5 separate regions of the Mus musculus genome follow, and all the other regions are linked to region 3. A link is a loop called in an ENCODE intact Hi-C map of the cell type or tissue named here. Cell type or tissue: left cerebral cortex. All regions are shown on one strand. Region 1 overlaps Rapgef1 (Rap guanine nucleotide exchange factor (GEF) 1). Region 2 overlaps Gm13420 (predicted gene 13420). Region 3 holds the start of Rapgef1 (Rap guanine nucleotide exchange factor (GEF) 1). Region 4 overlaps Rapgef1 (Rap guanine nucleotide exchange factor (GEF) 1). Region 5 overlaps Rapgef1 (Rap guanine nucleotide exchange factor (GEF) 1).

Evidence for each region. A loop is a pair of places that touch in the nucleus more often than their neighbours do. Peaks named below come from ENCODE experiments on the same cell type or tissue, not always from the same donor. Only the 100,000 strongest peaks of a DNase experiment are listed, where the experiment ranks them.
Region 1: a loop joins it to region 3, with 2.6 times the contacts of the local background. A loop is called at or near these places in 3 of 42 quality-filtered maps.
Region 2: it touches region 3 in a loop (3-fold over the local background); 12 of 42 quality-filtered maps call a loop at or near these places.
Region 4: a loop joins it to region 3, with 3 times the contacts of the local background. A loop is called at or near these places in 13 of 42 quality-filtered maps.
Region 5: it touches region 3 in a loop (8-fold over the local background); 24 of 42 quality-filtered maps call a loop at or near these places.

Annotation. Positions count from the first base shown.
Region 1 is chr2:29,709,803-29,713,802 of GRCm38, forward strand. Rapgef1 (Rap guanine nucleotide exchange factor (GEF) 1) reads left to right here. Exons shown (of 26, transcript NM_001039087.1): 12 at 351-506. Among named protein-coding and RNA genes, the nearest start is that of Gm13420, 40 kb to the right of the region's middle. In left cerebral cortex, no CTCF peak of the experiment used is centred here; DNase peaks (open chromatin) are centred at 1,845 and 2,407; H3K27ac peaks cover 503 bases.
Region 2 is chr2:29,746,214-29,750,213 of GRCm38, forward strand. It overlaps Gm13420 (predicted gene 13420), which reads right to left. Exons shown (of 4, transcript NM_001370923.1): 2 at 995-1,437; 3 at 237-380. Among named protein-coding and RNA genes, the nearest start is that of Gm13420, 3.4 kb to the right of the region's middle. In left cerebral cortex, CTCF peaks have their summits at 1,058 (motif pointing right) and 1,839 (motif pointing right); DNase peaks (open chromatin) are centred at 414, 1,039, 1,323 and 1,875; H3K4me3 peaks cover 666 bases; H3K27ac peaks cover 642 bases.
Region 3 is chr2:29,617,256-29,621,255 of GRCm38, forward strand. It overlaps Rapgef1 (Rap guanine nucleotide exchange factor (GEF) 1), which reads left to right and starts at 2,465. Exons shown (of 26, transcript NM_001039087.1): 1 at 2,465-2,808. The coding sequence starts at 2,748. In left cerebral cortex, a CTCF peak has its summit at 2,394 (motif pointing right); DNase peaks (open chromatin) are centred at 2,416, 3,028 and 3,385; H3K4me3 peaks cover 1,454 bases; H3K27ac peaks cover 910 bases.
Region 4 is chr2:29,725,031-29,729,030 of GRCm38, forward strand. Rapgef1 (Rap guanine nucleotide exchange factor (GEF) 1) reads left to right here. Exons shown (of 26, transcript NM_001039087.1): 16 at 1,176-1,251. Among named protein-coding and RNA genes, the nearest start is that of Gm13420, 25 kb to the right of the region's middle. In left cerebral cortex, no CTCF peak of the experiment used is centred here; no DNase peak of the experiment used is centred here.
Region 5 is chr2:29,668,184-29,672,183 of GRCm38, forward strand. All of the region lies in intron 1 of Rapgef1 (Rap guanine nucleotide exchange factor (GEF) 1), which reads left to right. Among named protein-coding and RNA genes, the nearest start is that of Rapgef1, 50 kb to the left of the region's middle. In left cerebral cortex, a CTCF peak has its summit at 2,176 (motif pointing left); DNase peaks (open chromatin) are centred at 1,694, 2,213 and 2,615; H3K27ac peaks cover 2,793 bases.

The DNA of each region.
Region 1 (4,000 bases), 93 kb after region 3:
GTCTACAGAGTGAGTTTCAGGACAGCCAGGGCTACACAGAGAAACCCTGTCTCGAAAAAATAAAAACAAAAACAAAACAAAAACAAGTCTTTAAAAAAAAAAAAAAAAAAGAGCTCAGGGTCAGGTCAGTCTGTGTGACTTGAGCCCACTTGTCCTCTGAAGGTTGGCATTGCAATCTGCAGTAAGACGGAATAGCAGGGCCTCTCATTTAGTCAGCCTTTGGTGGAGCCAGGCAGCCATCTCTCGGGGGACACCCCTCCGCAGTATTAGTTAGTCCACATCTATACTGCCTGTGCTGACCATTCTCTGCTTTCTCCTCCTCCCTGCCTTCTATTTTGCCCTCCGCCCAGCAGGCCTCCTATGCTGCTTCTTCCTTCTCTGTCTCCTACTGTGTCCAGCAAACTAAAGTGGCCTTCACCCCCGAGGACGGCAGTGCCGCTCAGGGCCTCAGTGTATCCGTGTCTAACTCCTTTCTCAACCGGCACGGCAGCTTGCCTGTGCCCTCGGTGAGTCTCCCCTGCTCTTCCTCACTTGGAAACTCGTGAAGTTAGTGCTTGAAGCCTGTGTTCCTGGATGCTGCTGCTGCTGCCTGTCACCAGTGCTGTCCTTCCACAGACCCTGTGTGCCTGCTGCGGAAGGGATCAGAGTACTTGCTTCCCTGGGCCTTGGGGGCTGTGGTTAGGGGTCCGGGAGTGAGGTGTGGGCTGCTCTGTCTGGAGCATGACACTGGCACGGAGCACAGCCACTTCTGCTGTTGTGTTCTGCTCTCCCAGGGGCCTGTGTCTGCACTTAAAAGGGGACAACCCTTTCAGCAAAATCTTGCTAGTATATGCAATGGTGTCAGCGTTTGGAAGCTGATCATGGGATGGATCTCTGGATATGGCAATCACTAGATGGTCCATCCTTTCGTCACACTTCCAAATTTTGTCACTGTAACTCCTTCCATGGGTGTTTTGTTTCCTATTCTAAGAAGGAGCAAAGTGTCCACACTGTGGTCTTCGTTCTCTTGAGTTTAATGTGTTTAGCAAATTGTATCTTATATCTTGGGTATCCTAAGTTTCTGGGCTAATATCCACCCATTATGGGTGGGTGGGTATGGGGGACTTTTGCTATAGCATTGGAAATGTAAATGAGCTAAATACCTAATAAAAAATGGAAAAAAAAAGGGGGGGGGGACAACCCTTATCTAGGAAGCAGGACAGAGAGGAGCAGGTAACCCGATGGGGCTGGGTGGTGGTTGGGTGCTTTTGCTTACCCCACAGCCCCGAGGCCCTGTGGCTTAAAGCAGTAGCCCTTTGTTTGTGCTCGGGACTCAAGTTAGGAGGATGGTATATGAATCTGCCCAGGCAAGCATCTTTGGGAGCTAGGACAGTTGGGCTATTTTGTCACCAGTGTCAGGCTGGTCTAGGTTTGTTGTTGTAGCAGCTGGCAGGCAACAAATGGAAAAGTGTCAGGTGTCCTGACTCAGGGTCAACGTGACAGCCACTCAGTGGGACCACAAGGATCACTGTTTGGGGGGGGGGGGAACCCTGCTCCTGAGGGGAGGACTGCCTGCCACTGACACAGGACAATGGAGAGGGCTACATCAGTCTGTAGACAGCTCAGTAGTGACACAAAAGGAGGCCTGGCTTTCTGGACTCTGCATTTGCCCCAGAGCCAAAGCAGCCACCTTTATTCCTGTGATCCCAACTGAGGCCCAGAGGGAAAAGAATGGAGCCAAGTTCACTCCCTGGAAGCAGCTCGGGCTCAGGTACTGACTTCTCCCTGGGCCTCGGAGTCTTCTTGAGGTCACAGTGTGATTGAGGGAATTGAATCAAGCCATGGGAAGGAAGCACCATATGCGTGGGAAGCAGAGAAGCTGGCACTGCACTGCTGCTTCTCCTGTGCTCGGGAGCGTGGCACTGACTTCAGCCACCCGGGAAAGGCTTGGGTAGGGGACCAGCTTGGCACTTGTCTGATGTCCACCTTTGTCTAGGGTTTGCAGTTCAGTGCCCAGGACCTTCAGGAGAACCTTGTAAGGGTGGAGCCTCCCTTCTCGTGGCTCTCCGCAGTGCTGGGTATATGGGACAGTCTGAGTCACCTCTGCCCTACCACACAGATCACCTCTTCCCCAGAAGGCACCTCTAGCAAGCTCCCTCCACGGACCTTGCAAAGCTTGGTTTCAGGCAGTCCTGGTCCTTGACTGTTAATACACACAAACACACACACCCCTAGGAATTTCTCCTCATTCCTTCTGAGCTGTTAGCAGAGGACTGTGGATGAACTGGGCTGTATGCTATAGAATTGCAGACAAGGGCGTTTCCTTAGGTTTGGGTCTGAGTGTGTCACTTCTGTGGAATGTTGAGGCATCTTACGTTTGTGACTCTGTATTCTTAGCTCCAGCTCCAGGAAAGAATCCCTGCTAAAAGGATAGGATATTTCAGTGAAAGGAAAGAGTCTCCGGAACCGTGCTTGCAGTGTGTGTCAGCTGATAGGTCGAACCCCATGCCGTGATTTAGTGTCTTGCCAGCTCTACACAGTCTCTGGGTAATTCTAAGAGGAGCTTAGACATGGGATTCCACAGTGCGATCAGAATAGGAGTGGGTTAGCTGTAAGGATGAAAAGGGAGGATCACATACAATCAGTAGGGACAGTCAGATAAGCTGAGGGACTGGCTAAAGCAAGGTGTGAGTGACACCCCGAGCTACTCGAGCCTTCGGATGCTGTACCAGGCACTTCTTCCTGTTCTTTCCAGGTTCTGCCGCCCTGTGGGCTGCTTGGGGTGTCTTCATTATCGCCCAGTTCTGGAACTGCACCTCTTTCCTCCCAGCTCCCCACACCTGTGTCCCAGCTGTCCTGAACAATATGAGTTGGGTCGATATGTACACTGCCCTTGAGCAGTAGTGACAGCATCCAGACTCTTGATGGTCACAAGGGTGGTCACTCCCTGTGTATACTGTGGAGTGGGCGGTAGAGAACCGCCTCTCCCATCCCCTAGAGTGTCCTGGGCAGCCTTTCTTTACTAGCACCCATTCCACCCATTCCAAATGCTGCCACCAAGAGACCTGTTGGGATGCTGGATAAGCAAAATAGCTAGCTGATTCCACTTTTAGAGGGTATGTTTAAGTGCCTGTAACGATGCTTATGACTTAAAACAAAAATCTTTGAAATATGAAAGCTAAATGTAGCCTGGTTGTGGTAATGTTCGCCTTTAATCCTAGTATTCCAGAGGAAAAGGCAGGTAGCTCTCTATGAGCTCAAGCCAGCATGGTCTGCAGAGCAAGTTCTAGGACACCCGGGGCTGGCTACACAGAGAAACCCTGTCTTGAATCCCTCACCCACCCACCCCTACCAAAAAAAGAAAGCTAAGTGTCCATCGCCATGGACCCCAGTGTTTGAAAAGGGCTGTACAGCAGCTGCTATCTCGTTCTGGGCCCAGACAATCCTTTCTTTCTCTGAGCTGCTAGATCCAGGCTTTGAGGCATCACACATGTGCCCTTCAGAAGACCTAGGTCTCATATAAACATTTGGCTTCTGTGCTGTGGCCAGAAATGCAGCCGGAGCCTCCTCCTGAGATTTAGGACTGGCCCTTAATTCCACCAGTGTGCCCATGTCTCTCCTGGCCATGAGCTATCTCTGAAAATTCACTCAAAAGCTACCACAGATACCATGGGCATACCACCTCTAAAAACCAAGCCTGAACCAAAGGCGAGAGAGAGTAGGGTAGTAGGGTGGGCAGGAGGATGAAGACAGGCTCAGGCAGCTTGGCTTTGCTCCAGTCACCTTCACTCAGTCCATGCCATCTTGGCCTAAGCAAAGCCAGATCACACACAGGAGAGGAAGGGATGTGGGGTGTGGTGGGGGGGTAAAGCCCTGTAGGCCAGGGCCAGAGAGGTGTTGCTCAGGGCCACTTCCTTGTTTCCTGGGCTTGCCTGAATTCCTGGGTTTCCATGAAAGATTCCCTGCATTGTTAGCATCAGGAGGGTTTCCCTTATGGGGGAGGAAGTACCTGTTCTGTGAA
Region 2 (4,000 bases), 130 kb after region 3:
ATCCATCACTTATACATTTTTTTGTTTCAGAAATTGCCATCACAGATCCCGGGTAGTGAGGTCACAGGTAAAAAAGGGGGAGGGGAGGGGGGACAGAGGAGAAGGGCCAGGCTCCATCCAACAAGGCTCACCCCTGGGTCCGGCTCGGTTGCCAGCTGCTGGCTGCTGAGTGGGACCCCTACGAGTCCCCACAGGGGAGGTTGTGTCTTATGAGTGTGTCCCTCCAGGTCACCTACCTCATGGGAGTAGACAATGGCAATCATCCCCGTGAGCAGGCAACAGAACAGGGTCACCAGCACCGACTCCATCATGAAGTCCTTGGGCAGAGGCCTGTGCTCCACTTGCACGGGAGCAGGCCCGCCAGCCACGGGGCTGCCATACTGTGGGGTAGAAGCAGGGAAAGTCACGCTGACCCACTTCCCCTCCGCACACCCACCCATGCTGAAGGAATCCTCTCATCCTGCCCTACACACAATGTAGCCCAGAACTGGCTACCAGATGTCTTATCTGCCGGGGATTGTGAAGGCTCAGAGTCTCCACTGGCAAACCTATGGCTGCCTGCTTTCATTTCATCAATAGGGTGGATTTGGCTGGACTGAAACTCTGAAGGTTCACCAGCCTGAGATGAGAGGCTTCTGCTAGAGTTAAAGGCTTGAGTCACCTGGTTCTAGCACTTAAGAGTCAGAGGCAACAGGATCAGTTGTTCTCAACTACATAGTGAGTTCCAGGCCAGCCAGAACTACATGAGACCTTGTCTTTAATTTTTTAAGTTATTATTATTATTGTTGTTGTTATTGTTATTATTATCATTATTATTTTCGACCAGGCTATTGCCTCATGTCCACCCCCTTGGGGCCTTCACCACTGGTATCACAGAACACTTCTCAGAACACTGGCCACCCCGCAGCCTGTGCCATGCCCAGTATCCTCCCTTCCTGGTCCTTGGGAACTCTGTTCCTTATCTCCTCCTCCTGCCATGGAGCCTTGTGCTCACCGTGGGGAACGGGAAGGAGGCTCCACCAGGGGGTGGGAAGAGCGGGCCGGTGGGTGGCGGGTAGAGGGCAGCGGGCCCCGGCGCCGGCTGGAACAGCACCGGCACCTGCGGAAAGGGCGGGTAGAGTAGCGCCACTGCCTTGGGGTCCGGCGGCGCGTAGGGTGGAGGCTCGCCCACGAAGCCGATGGGCGGCCCAGTACTGCCAGTGGCCTTAGGCCCGGGACCCGCCTCGCCGGACACAGACGCGGGTTCTGGGTCCCCCAGGGCCGGCTCGCTGCCTTCTGCGGCCTCGGTCCGATCCTCCTCTGGCCCCGCGTCTTCTTCCAGCAGCTGCGGGCGGCGTGGGAGCTGCGGGAGCGATGGCTGCGCGGTGCTGCGCTGGTCCTCGGCAGCTTGGGGATCCTCCCGGCCTGCGGAGCTGTCGCCCCCCTTAGCGTCGGGACCTAGGGAGAAAGGCAGAGCTGGGAGTCAGGGTCGGAGAGATGGATTCGTTGGTGCTGTGCCTTCTGTGCAACCATGAAAACCTGAGTTCAATCCCAGAACCTGCATAAAAATCAAGGCAGAAGTTTGCCATCCCAGGGGTGGAGACAGGTGGGTCCCGGGGTTCACTGGCCAGCTACCTTAACCTAATGAGAGACTCAAAAAACACTGTAGGCAGCTCCAGAAGAGTCATTTCTGAGGCTGACCTATGGCCTCCCCTCTCGGGAAGAAAATTAAGGACAAAAAAAAAAAAAAAAGGTTCACAATGGAAAGGGTAAAAGGTTATGTGTATACTTTACACTTTTTAAAAAAGTATGCATTTTATGTGCATGAGTTTATCATGCACATAAAATACATGCAGTGCCTATGGGGGCCAGAAGAGGGCAACAGATTTTGTGATGGTTGTGAGCTGCCATGTGCTTGTTGAGAATTGAACCCAGGTCCTCTGCAAGAGCAGCCAGTGCACTTAACCCTTGAGCCATCTCTCCAGCCCTGGCCACCCTTTTTGAAAAGCTTGCCGCCGGGCGGTGGTGGCGCACACACCTTTAATCCCAGCACTTGGGAGGCAGAGACAGGCGGATTTCTGAGTTCGAGGCCAGCCTGGTCTACAGAGTGAGTTCCAGGACAGCCAGGGCTACACAGAGGAAACCCTGTCTCGAAAAACCAAATAAATAAATAAATAAATAAATAAATAAATAAATAAATAAATAAATAAATAAATAGCTTGCCTCTCCAGCTGATTATACAAAAGTCCCCTGAGCCACTGAAAGTGAGAACAGGGGGTAGATTAACCTCCCAGTCCTGAGCCCCAGACTCGGCCACAGGAGAGATGTGGGGCAGAACTGGGATAGTCCAGTCTGTCCTGCTGAGCCCAGGATAAAGGAATGGTCTTGCAGTAAGAGGGAAGATTCTGAACTCCATGAGCACTGCATGTGAGCTGGGCCATCACCTGATTCCTTTGCCCTTGACTGTCTCTGGTCCTAGAGGAGCCTATGTCCTGAACAATCAGGAATGCTTTGAAGCTCTAGAATCAACACCCCACCCACCCCACCCACCCCACCGAGTACTGGATGCAGCCCTGAGCACCAGGCTCAGGGAGCAGACCCACACAAACACAGGAGGCTGAGAAAGGAGCCAACCATGGGAAGCCATATAGAGGTAAACCAGCTGCGATTGAGGGCCAGAACCGACCAGGCTGATTAAGGATGGAACATCACCCCAGCCAAGGAATTACAATGGGGCCAAGAAACAACATTAACAGCCTGGCATCCAAGACACAACACAACCCTGAATAATAATCTGCAATGTGAAGAATTAGGACTGTGAGAGCATTCTTAAAGAGAAAAGAGCAAAAAACCCTGCAATTCCAGCACTGGGGAAACTGAGGCAGAAGGATTGCTGTAAGTTCAAGACCAGTCCAGGCTACAGCTTGAGACCTTATCTCAAAAGCAAGAAGAAAGGCCAGCTGGAGGGCTTGGCACAGTAAAGGTGCTGCTGGGTCTGCTGACCTGAGTTCAATTCCCAGGACCCACACAGTAGAAAGAGAGAAAAGACCCTGCAAGTTGTCATCTGACCTCCACTGCGCGCCACGGCATTCCAGTGTTTGCACAAGAACACCTGGATACACACACACACACACACACACACACACACACACACACACACAGAGAGGAGGAGGAGAAAGACCAACAAAAATAAAGCCAGGTGGTGACAGCGGTGGTACATGCCTTTAATCCCAGTACTAGGAGGCAGAAGCAGGCAGATCTCTGTGAATTCAAGGTCAGCCTGATCTACAGAGCAAGCTCAGGACAGCCAGGCAGGGATGCATAGAGAAACTCTTATCTCAAAAAACAAAAACAAAACAAACAAAACTAACACCTGCCAGCTCTGATACTCAGACACTAGAATTATAAGAAAAGCATCCACTATAACTACGTTCCACAAGATAAAAAGAAGCACACTTGAAATAAATTCAGCAGAAAAAAAGAAAATAACCGAGTCTCAGTTTAAAACTAAAATTTTCTTGATTTATCGAGACAAGTGTTTACTATGTAGCACCAGCTGACGTGGAACTCACTAGGTAAACCAGGCTAGCCTCAAACTGGGGGGGGGGGGGTCCTGTGATGGGGGGGGTGTCCTGTGATGAGGGCCTGAGGAGCGTCTGATATTTAAAACAAGATCACAACACATTTTAACTATGTTTCCTTTGATGTGTTTGAACAATAACTCAGAGTTAAAACACTAAAGAGAACTGTTAAAGGCTGGGATATAGTTTAGTGGTAGAGAGCTTGCCTGGCATTCATGGGATCCTGGGTTCAATCCTCAATATAGAACAGGGTGGGGGGAGGGGAGGGATGGAAGAGGGAGAAGGGAAGGTTTTTAAAAATCACATCCACAGACGGGCAGTGGTGGCGCACACCTTTAGTCCCAGAACTTGGGAGGCAGAGGCAGGTGGATTTCTGAGTTTGAGGCCAGCCTGGTCTACAGAGTGAGTTCCAGGACAGCTAGGGCTATACAGAGAAACCC
Region 3 (4,000 bases):
CAAACACTTTAGCAACTGAGCCCTCAGCCCCTCATGTCAGATTGGTTTTTTTGTTTGATGGTTGGTTGGTTGGGGTTTTTTTTTTTTTTTTTTTTGGTTTTTTTTTTTTTTTTTTTTTTTTTTTTGCTTTTAAAAAAGTATCTTAAAATTTTGTTTATTGAGTGCACACCTGTGTGTGCATTAGAAAGCTCGGAGCCTCAGGAGCTGGTGTGATAGACAGTTGTGAGCCCTAGACATGGACCCTGGGAACTGACAACACATTGATTGCTTTTGACAGTGTGTAGAGAGGTGGCCTGAGCCCAGAGCATGTGGCCATCACTTGTATCTTGGTTATCTGCAGTTGGATCTGACTGGGTCCTGAGTTTCTTTCTTTCTTTTTTTCTCTTTCTCTCTTTCTTTCTTTCTTTCTTTCTTTCTTTCTTTCTTTCTTTCTTTCTTTCTTTCTTTCTTTCTTTCTTCTCTGGCTGTCCTGGAACTCACTCTGTAGACCAGACTGGTCTTGAACTCAGAAATCAGCCTGCCTCTGCCTCCCATGTGCTGGGATTAAAGGTGTGCGCACCCAGCTCCTGTCTGAGTTTCTGACCACGAAAGCCAGCACCTGGTTGATAACCAGGAGGAAGCTGGTACTGTGGGGCCTCAGGGAAGGGTTCTAAGGGTGAATAACAAAGAAACCCGAAAGATGGTGGCGTGTCCGTGGAGAGGAGGGGCAAGAACATTCTAGCAGCTGGAGTGGCCTAGGAGGACAAGCTAAGTTAAGGCAAGGAAAAGGGAGGCTTTCACCCTCGATTAGCTGGCTCTTAATCCCGAGTGTGTGCTACTATGGCTATGAGCACCTTGGAACCTTAGGAAGCAAGTTCTACGAGTCTGCTTGGCATCGATACTTTTTGCAAATTCCTCGCTATCTGATATGCAGCAATTTATCACATGGATTTGATCTTGTTCTTAGGAACCTCAAACCTGACTGCGCCTACATTTATTGTTCCATTCCTCACTTCAGAATTTGGGGCATGAAATATTGACGCTCTGAGCTCAGAAGTCTGGAAGGCTAAGCACCCAGGGAGAGCTGGAGGGCGGGCCTTGAGCGATTCGCCAATTTTGCCTTGCTGATGCAGCTTCCACCAGAGCAGAGCAGAGCCATTCTGGCCCTGAGCAGCCATTTGTCAACTTGAAAAGGGAAATGAATTTGTCAATCTTTGGCTTGGCCTTTGACCCCTAGAGGGTTCGGACCCATGGCTCTGGAAATTTGGCTGCCGATTGTAGGCAGCCCTCAGTCACAGAATCAGGGGACTGTAGAGTATAGGGAGATGGAAATAGAAATCTTTGGTGGCATCCGTCACCCTGAACTTCTCCCTGCACATCTCTCAAGGTTTGCCCTACCACTAGCTTACATATCTAGAGGCAAAGCAGACTTCTAAGTGTTCTTAAGTTACATAGTGTGTCTCTGTGTGTGTGTATATGTGTGTGTGCAAGTCAGAGAACACTCTGCAGAAATTGGTTCTCCCTCAGCCGTGTAGGTCTAGTCAAGTTCGGCAGCAGTTGCATTTACTTGCTGAGCTATCTTGGATGGTCCCTAGCCTAGCACTCACTTTCTCTCTCTCTCTCTCTCTCTCTCTCTGTGCGCGCACACATGTGCTTGCACACTCGCTGCTGATGTGAATTCCATCTTAGCTAAAAACAGTGAGCAGGGAGCGCCCTTCCCTGTATCTCTTGTCTTGCTAAAACGTATTGCTCACTAATACTTAATGATATGATTTGACTCTCCAACCTATTCATGAGCTTGTTTGAAGGGAAGAATCCACTGGGTTAGTCATGGTAGGATATGACATCATACATAGCAAAGGTTCTTTGAATGCCTAAAATGAACTGTAAACGAACTCATTTGCATACTAGAAAAGACTGCTCTTTAAGCTGGATGTTCCCATTGGAGGGTTTCGTGAGCAAAGCAAACCAGATCTTCTGTGTCACTCCAGGTCTGGGCCTCAGCCTTGGCTTGGAGGATCGGGGCCCACATCTGGCTAAAGGTTCTGCCTTTCACTGGCCCTTGAGACTCACATAGTGTGTATGGGGGATGACGGGGTGAAGGTGGGTGGCAGTCCCAAACGTTGTTGAGCAGGCTTCTTGTGTTTTCAGTGTTGTTGAGTCTAGTTTAGGATCAATTAGAGGAGCTTTGGGCCTGAGGAGGATGCTGAACTTGGGTAACAGACACGGAAAGCTAGCCCACAACTTGAGATGGAAAACTCTGGGTTACCGGAGGCTCTGATCTTTGATGGGAGGGCATGCGGAAGTCCTGAATTGGAGCTGTCAGTCATAGGTTTGATCTCTTTCTCTGTGTCTGAGGAAAGGGGTGGGGTCTATACCGAGCTGTGGCGCGGAGGACTCCAAGCCGGTAGAGGGCGCTGCGCCTCGCGCCAGGCTTAGTTCGGCTCCGGGCCATCAGGGGGCGCTGTGGCGCGAGCGGCGCGGTGGGCTTCCGGCAGGTGGCGCCGTGGCCGCGGGGCCCAGGCCGGCGGGCGGGCGGCGGCGCGGCGCTGCGGCCGGCGGCTCGCGGCCCCGGAGCGGCGGCTGCGCGGGAGGTGGAGCGGCGGAGTGGCAGGCCCGGTGCGGGCTGGAGCGCGGGCGGCGAGCGCACGAGCCGCGGCCGCGCGGAGCCCGCCATGACGGCGCGAGTGTGAGGCGCGGCGAGCACCGGTCCAGTAGAGCGGCGGGCGCGCCGGCCTCTTATCCCGCAGCGGCCGGGCCGGGCCCTGATGAGCAGCGGCCTCGGCCTCCGGCGCAGCCCGGAAATGTCCGGCAAGATCGAGAAAGCAGGTGAGGCGGGCGGGCGGGCGGGCGGCGCGCCTCCTGGCCTCGTGCGCTAGACCCCCAGTCCGGGCCCCAGCCTGGCAGCGACGCCGCGAGGGCCATCTTTGAACCGGGCCTGCCCGGCGGCGGGGGGCCTGTGATGCTAGCAGGATTCTGGGGGAGCGAGTGGAGGTCCCTGTAGCCTTGTTCCCTGGAACATCCCACAATGGCTGGAGCCCGGGACCCTTAGGAGGCCTGGCCCCGACCGCATGCAGAAGAGCAGGCGCGCTCCAGAGGTGATCGGCAGCCCAGTTATAAAATGTGTCACTCCTAATGAGCCTCGAGTTTAACCACAAGTGTCCACTTCGGTGGCTTCAAAGGACAGCAGGCTAGGGTGTGTTGGAGCGATGTTTCAGGGAGCAGCCAAGTTGTCCTCTAATATTTCTGCCTTGCTCTGCAAGCAGGGCAAGTGGAGAGTCATTGGGGATGGGGGAATAAGGTGGATGCGATCTTGGTGCAAACCTCATCTCTTTGTGTGTTCCTGGAAATCTTGGGGAGTCGCCTCCCAGTTTTTCCCCCGCCCCCCGGCTTGCATATTCTGGGAGTTAGATACTCCCGAGAGTCAATTACTGTTGTGCATATGGGGCCCAGAGCTTAATTAGCCGTCAAGCAGGGACTCCTTTTACGGGAGGGCGGGTTCTTGGCTGGTAGGTAAGGTAGGCAGTGAGTGGTCCAGGGCCTGGGTTGGGGGTTGTCACAGTGGGGATACCCAGTTATCCTGGAAACTTAGTAGAGAAGGCAGACTTGTAAGAACCTGAAAAGGTGTTCGGCCGCACTAATTTTTGGAAGCTGCCATTTCATAGGTGGACTTGAGGATATTTGGATGTATATTAGCAGGGGACCAACCAGCAATGAATGTAACTTTTGCAGCCCTGGTTTAAACACAGGGACAAACGTTTTGGTATTCTCTTTTGAGCTATGTGTCTTCATTCTGTGTTTGGTCTCTGGGTTGTGTTGTTTATTAAACGTACTTGAAGATTGCCTGCCAAAGTATGGTCTCTGTTTTCAGGACCCAGAGAGGTTCAGTGAATGTTTGTAGCCCACCCAGCAAGGGGCATAGGTAGGGTATTGACATCTGTCTTCTGACAAGAAGTAGGATAGCATTCCCGTGGCTGGACTGTTCCTTTTCAGATGCTGTTTCTGGGGTGTTTGTCTCCTT
Region 4 (4,000 bases), 110 kb after region 3:
AGCTCACTGTCCCTTTCTTGCCAGAAGTGAACTTGGCCCTTGCAAAGCCTCCCTGAGCCTCGTGCAGGTACTTCTGAGGGCAGTGCAAAGGAAACGCCCAGCAGTCCTCAGTGTAACCTGCACAGGAAGCCCTCAGCAGTGTGAGGCGTGTATGTGTTGTTGGTATCACAGCCCCTCCCCTTCCTGGTCTCTGCCTGTTAAGAAAACGGGGGCCTAGATGCTGAGCTGTGGCTTGTTTGAGGAGCCCTATTGATAAGAACAACACCAAGACATGTCATGAGAGAAGAGCCTTTTCTCTTCTCTGTGCAGTTCTAGGAACTTAGGGTTTGATGGGCCATCTTGGCCCTGAGTAGCTCTGCATCTGGGAACTGTTTTGATGGTTGTAACATACAGACATAGAAAGGGTACTGCCCTATCCATGTTCCTGGGCCATCCTAGCAACCCAGGAAGACGTTAGCACTTTAGGCCATCAGGCTACTGGTAGGGTTAGCAGAATCTAGGCAGAGCCTCTGCAGAAAGAAAAGCTAAATTCCTTCTGGAAAATCAGGTCATGAACATAGCCAACCTTGTTCCACATAGAAAACCCATAACGCTCAGAACTCTGGAGTCCAGGTGGAAATGACAATCCGTGGGATGGGCAGATAGGATATTGGCTCTGTCTCCCTCAGAGTCCCAGCCCCACCTACAGCTCTGTCACTAGACTAGAAAACAGCCTGTGGGTTATGTCCCCACAGATGAATCCTGCTTCTACTTTGGAAAAGGACTGAGCCCAAAGGTAGCTTACTACAGGCGTGGAGAGAAACATGCCTGACATCATCCTCCTGTCTCCTAGGCTTAGGGGCTGCCTTTCTCCTCTGGAATCTCACCTTTAATATGAACCAGGAGGTGGAGGTAGTGTGGAGGTTGAGACCCTAGTGCCCTGACCCCATGTAGCCTCTGGAAGGTGATGTACCCTGGTGCTCAGAGCATCTGGACAGCTTCCTCAATGCCCAGTTTTCTGTAAGAGTTCTGACCAGTCCCCATCTACACAATCCATGGGAGCAGGTGGGCTGCAGACACTGCCTGGTGTACACAGTGCTGCCTGCGACTGCTGAGCTGAGATCAGAAGGATCTCGGGGACCCTGAAGCATGGTGACTTTATCACCTCAGCCTTGTCTCATGCTCTTTTACTCCAGGGTGATGATGGGCCAGATGTTCGTGGTGGTTCAGGAGACATCTTACTGGTCCATGCTACTGAGACAGACAGAAAAGGTAAGGCAGCTCCCACTGTGCTGGATTGTGTCCCACCAAAGGCATCACATGACTGCACTGTACTGTCATCTCTCCTGGGTTCAACTTTGGATCTGATGGTACCAGGAAAGGGTAGGGAGAGGCCGGCTCCAGAGACCCTGATGCTGTCAAAGTTGCTCCTGGGCATGTCCCCTCTTGATGCAAGATGATGATGCATCCTGAGTGTAAGAACAGTCATTGGCACCTACTGTGTGCTCCAAGGGCAGCCCACTGGATAATGACATGTTCAACCGTGGCATTAAAGGTAAAGCAGCCACAGTAGTCCATACCTAGGATCCTGGCACTCAGGAGGCTGATAGAGGTGAATCTGGATTCAGACCAAAAAAAATCTTCTACAGTAGCACATGGCCCTCTGCCTTTCCTTATATTTAGGTCATTCTTTTCTTCAAAGTCTTTAGTTCACATAGTTAACTAACAAGTTCCTAGGAACAAAATTTGTTGTCCAAAACCTGCCCCAACCTTGCCATCCTCTCTGCATCCTGATCATCTGAGCAGGAGGAGAAGCAGAGGCTGTACCTAGACTTGTTAAGTAGGCTGTGCCCGCAGAAGAACCATCCATCCACGAAGTCCTGTAAGGGAGATTGGGCTCCCCTGAGCTGCTCAGGCAAGGCCTGCTGCTGCTCCGCCCCAGGAGGCTAATGAGCCCACCTCACGCCACAGCCAGTTTCTTGTTAGTATTCCTTTTCTTTCTTGTCTGTTTTGAGACAGAGTATGTGTTCCATGAGCCCTCTTCCTACACATTTTTAAAGGATTTAAAAGAAGCAGAGCATCCTCACACGTGCCTTTAATCTCAGAATTTATGAGGTTCCAGGGCTGTATGGAGAGACAATGTTATAAAACAACAACAGAAAGCAGAGCTAGGCTTATGGCTCAATGAGAAAACACTTGCCTAGCCATGAATGAGGCCGTGGAATCAATCCCCAGCACTTGGGAGGCAGAGCCCTCCCTGTGAGTTCAAGGCCAGCCTGGTCTACAGAGGGAGTTCTAGGGCAGCCAAGGATACACAGAGACACCCTGTCTTCAAAAAAAAACTAAAAGAAAAAGAAAAGAAATTCTGAAAAGTTGATTAAACTGTAGATAAAATCACTCCAGACTTAAAGCCCTAACCCAATCAGCTTTCTGTTTGTTTGTTTGTTTGTTTGTTTGTTTGTTTGAAATGTCTAGGACCCAAGGGTCTATGAAACTCTAAATTAAGAGAATAGTACAAAAACTGTTTGCCTGACAGAAACGGAAACAGGTTTACCTTCATCTGAGCCCTCAGCGATTCTTCACCCATTTCCTCCAGCCATGACAAGAAGGGAGTCTCAGACACTCAATTTGAAGCCTACCTTAGCCTTGCAGCTACGGGACCGCCTTTCCCCTAGGGCCTTGGTTCCAGGGGTACAGACAGTGCCCAGTGTTCAGTGGCACCTCAGGACATCCTGGCAAAGTAGCCATTTTCACCTCATTTTTATCTAAAAGTGAAAGTCTAGGATGTGAGCTGGCTTCTGGCCTGGTCATGTAAGGATTTGCCCTGCCAGCTGCTGCCAGCTGCTGCCAGGCCAAAGAGCTCTCTGACAGGGAGCCTAAAGGCCTTCTGGTCTACCCATTGGGTATGCTGAAGAGAGACTTTTGAACTGAAGTTTCAATAGGATTTGAGGTCCCTGCAGAACCAGAGTTGGCTTTACCTGGGAGTCTTACCTGAAACAGAGGCCGTGAGCCACATCAGAGTGGACATGGTGCCCATAGAAGATGGCAAAGTTTGTCAGGCAGGGGGCTTCCTGCACCAGTGGTATATGTGTGACTCAAAGGTCCTGGGAGGCTTCATGGCTCATATGTCTAGGACTCAGCTGTGTCAGACAGGGCCAAGCCAATTAGACAAGTAAACAAGAAGGGCACACTTGTCGTAATAGCCTTTCTCTCAGGTGGCTCTGTGAGAAGTGTCAGAGGGCCAGGTCGGGGATAATGTTAGGCCCAAGCTCAGATCCTGTCCCTTCCTTGGGACCTGTGTCCTAGACCTGTTACTTGGCCCCCAAGCTTCCATTCTTCTGAAGGCCACTGGGGACAAAGGGACCTGAACTAAAACAGCCCTGTGAATTTGACAGACAGCCCTGTAGCTTTTGGCTCAGGCTCCCACCCAAATGCCAGGCGATACCAGAGCCCACAGATAGGTTATGCAAAGAGCTCTAGTACCAGCAGGCCTGTGCTGTGTCTGGCATGGCACAGCACAGCCATCCTTGAGTCTGGTGTACTCTCCTCCTTCTCCCAACACGCGCGCACACACACACACACACACACACACACAGGCTTTCTCTGTAGCCCTAACTGTCCTGGAACTCACTCTGTAGACCAGGCTGACCTCAAACTCAGAGGTCTTCCTGCCTCTGCCTCCCAAGTGCTGGGATTAAAAGTGTGTTCCACTGCTACCTGGAATGTCTGGCCTACCCTTTGTCTCACACATAAGTTTCTTTACCTTCCAGCCTGTGAAGTACGGCTATAGTGCTCACCAGCACACTAGAACACACCCTTCAAGAGGTCACAGGCTCCTGCAGTGCTCCTCTGCGTTTGTACCCCTTGTATGCCCAACCTCTGCTCTTTCTAGAAAGTTCCAACGTAACAGGGAGTTGGTTAGAATACAACTTTGAGGCTGAGCACAACTCAGGGACCAGGCCCCCCACACCTCAAAGGTGATGGCACACAGTGTGATGGTATGACGTGCCACACAGAGCCT
Region 5 (4,000 bases), 51 kb after region 3:
TAGCCCGGAGTCCAGCTAAAGGGTCCGCTTGCATTCCACAGCTGTTGCTGCTAGTGGGTGTGACCTAGAAGCAGTTACAGCCAGCCTAGTCCTAGGAACTTCCTTGGTATGGAAGGGGAGGTCTCAGAGTTGTCCTGTCTAATTCAGCCATCCTAAAAATGGCTGAACATATCCTAAAAGTGTGCATAGAACATGCTGGAAGTGTAACTTCCACACCATAGTAGAATGTACAAAAAAACAAGGAAGTAACTCAGGAGCAGTTGTATGAAATTGTCTGCTGGGTGCTGATATTTTAGGTTAAATGGGGTGAAAGTAGTATTAAATGTAACTCCCACTGGGCCTCTGCCCAGTAAGGGCCTAAAACACCCACCATTCCCTAGAGACCTAGAGGAGATATGAGGGATAGCCTTTGTCCTCTGTTGCGTAGATAGCTTGAACACATAGCTGCTGCTAGGCACCTCTATGGTAGTACCTCAGTGAATGCAGAAATAGTTCGGGCTACAGAATTCATTCACAGATTCTCTGTGCTTATTGATGAGCATGCGTTTATTTATCTGTTCTTGCATCTACTACTGAGCTAAGTGCCAGAATCCAAGGTGAATAAGACTTTGACCTTTTGGAGTCTCAAGGGTCAAGTAAGTAGAAGCTCCTTTCCCTGACCCCGAACATGGGAAGGAAGGCAGTAAGAGATGGAGAGCAGAATGTGGCCTTAGCCGCCTTGAAGATCAGCGCAGTGTGGGGAGGCAGGCGAGCTTCCTGATGTGGACCTCAGGTCAGAAGCTTTGTCCCTGCTAGTGTGGAAAACCACACTGAAGACAGACGTGTAAGGAACATGTAGACTGAGAACTGTGTCCCCAGAAGTGTGAGCCCTCCCGTGTTGCTGCCAGATAGCAACCTTGCCTTAAGCATAACCACTCTCTTGATTCCCCAATAATAGCTGCTCCTTGCCTGATGATGTAGTTGTGTGGATGCTCATTTGGTTTGTGGTTTTCTTTGTATGTAGCCTCTTTGTGTGAGTCATCTGTGCTGGGTAGGTAGGAATAGGTGGTTCCTTCACATGTGCGGTGGGATTCCGTTTTCTGGGTGTGCTTGTATTTACCCCTCTGCTGCCTCAGGCACCCTGAAAGACTACTCTTCACACTCTGGATGTTTTGTGGTGAACTGAGGCATAGCTCCCATATACCCAGCTCCCTCCCTCCTTCCCTTCCTTTTCATTTGTCTTGTTTTGATTTGCAACAAGATCTTGTACTATAACCCAAGTTGGTCTCAAACTTGTAGTCCTTTTGCCTCAGTCTTCCTTGTTGGGGAATTACAGACATGTGCCATCATACCTAGGCACCATCCACATAGGCATGGATGTAGTGATGTGTCTTTATGGCTGTTGTTTCCTGATTACAAATGCAGTTGAGCACTGTACCATCTGCCCATTGGTCATTCAGATACCACATCTTAGGAGATCTCTACCTCATCTAAATCTCAGTGTAAGTTTAACCCTTGTTGTTATGTAATTGAGATGGAAATAGAGGAGCTTAGGTGACTGGGTGGGAGGGTGAACTGCAGGTCCAGCCTCTTCCCTTCATGTCTCATGGCCACTCAGAGCCTTGCTGGGGCAGCTTTTGGCTGCAGCCTGCCTGGCATGAAGGCAGTTTTCCAGATTCCCCATTCTTCTCTATAAACTAGCAATTCTATTTCTCAGAGCTTCATTATGCAAGCACACAGAGATGTAGGAATGAGCTGTGTGTTCATATGGGAGTCCAGCCAGGATACTCACTGCCTTCCAGCAGAATATTATTCAACTGTCAAACAATTGTGCTCATAGGAAACTGTCCATAATGCATTGCTATGTTTAAGAAAACAAAACAAAACAAAACAAAGCAAGGATTGGCTGGGTGTAGGGTTGCATGCTTTTAATCCCAGCACATGGGAGCAAAAGCAAGGGATCTCTGGGAGTTTGAAGCCAGCCTGGTCCTCCATAGATTGAGTTCTATGACAGCCAGGGCTACACAGAAAAGCCCTGTCTCAAAAAGAAGAAGAAGAAAAGAAACAGGGAAAAGACTAAAGACATACACACTAAGCTGGAGAGTTGGTTAAGGACATTTGCTGAGCTTCCAGAGCAGTCAGTCAGTTGACTTACACCACCTCTAATATCTAGGGCATCTGACGCCCTCTTCTGGTTTCTAAAGGCACCTGCGCACACACACAGCACCCCCACCTCACCCCACACACAAATAAAAGCAAGTCATTCAAGAGGAGCACTTGGAGAACTGGCTTGTCAGTTCAGAGCACTTGCTGCTCTTTCACAGCGTGGAGTTGGTTCCCTCCCAGCACCCACATTGCACAGCTCAGTCAACTGTACCACCAGCTGCAGGTAGGTCATCCAGTGCTGCCTTCTGTGTACAGCAACACACACATGGCATACAGGCTCACATAAGTTAAAAACAGGACAGCCAGGACTGCACAGAGAAAGCCTGCCTCAAAAAACAAAACAAACAGACAAAACCCACACGAGTGCAGTAATTCCTACTTGGCGATAAGAAGCCAGGAGGGGTTCCGACTGTTTCATCTTCCTTTCAGTGCTTGGATTTGAATAATGAGTGTTTCCATGCTCTGCATCCCCGGGTGTGGTTATGGGATGTTTGCCAACACCGCCTTCCCTCTGTCCTCACACAGATGTCTCTGTGCTGAGTAAGACAGGGGTCTTTTAATGTGGAAAGTGAAAGTATTGCTTTCAGTTCTCTCAGCTGGGGCTGTTCCTAGCCTTTGATTATTGAGTGTTGGCAGAGATCTAGCGATGTTACCAGATGACAATGATGGCTGCAGATTAGTAAATACTTGCTCTAGGTCAGGTGGTTCTGTAGTTAGTCCTTTTCTTTAGGCTCAAAGAGGTAGGAGAAAGAAGTGAAAGAGGCTCAGAGAGGTATCCACACTAGTGGTCAAGCTTGGGTTAAACCACACCCAACTCCACACAGTGTGTCCTGAAGTGTCCATGATGCCCTCTGCCCATTCAGCTTCATCCCCTACAGTACAGTGCAAGATCCTTGCACACTTGAAAATGAAGTCCTTCAAGAAAGTTCTTCCCAGTATCCTCTGGACACTTCTCCCCCTAGTTGTCCTTAGTCCCCTGGCAGGGGTAATGGTGTTGGATGAAGTAAATCATCTCTAAGTCCTGCTGGGGATGCTGAGCCTGATGGAAGACAGGTAGCAAGAACCAAAGGTCAGCTCTCTAGGTTGACTGCAGGCACTGTGGAGCTGCTACATGAGTCCTATCCACAGTGACCTTGACTTTGTGATCCCTGGTGTGCATGCTGCTTAGAGGCTTCCATCTCCGTACAGAATTAAGCCCTGACAGAAACTGCTGCTAAGTTGGGATCCCAGCTGCCGCAGCAAATGACATTTGAAAGGCCAGTTGATCGCACATTTGTCAGGAGCAGACAAACATCATTGCTAAGCCCACGGAGGGGCAAGCTGAAGATCTAAGAATGAAATCCTGGCAGTGGGCAGGGCACTTTGGAAGAAATTGGCCAGCTTTGTGGGGGTCAGTCAGTTTGAGTGTCTGCTGAAGTTGATCCTGTGAGTAGGCTGTGTGTTTTCCACCCCTCTTCTCCCTAGGTAGGGAACAGCAGCCCATGGATTGTTGTTAGTGGCACTGCTGTACTTACCCATAGATTAAAGAGCTGCTCTTCCAGGGAGAGCAAGACTAGCATTAGTCCTTGGAAACCTCTGTCCATTGGTGCAAATGCCGCACAACAAGGGACTCAGCCTTAGCTTCTGTTAGTGGCCTTTCAAGCCTTTGCAAGTGTAGTGTGTGTGTGTGTGTGTGTGTGTGTGTGTGTGTGTGTGTGTGTTGGCCTCCAGCCCTGCCACCTGCCAGTTTTACTCATAGGACTTTCTCATGCATGGCCAGAAGACACGCTGGATGTGTCTGTAGCAGCATTGTTTAGGAAAGCCAAAGCCAATAGCAACCCAGTGACCATGGTAGGCGAGCAGACAGAACAATATC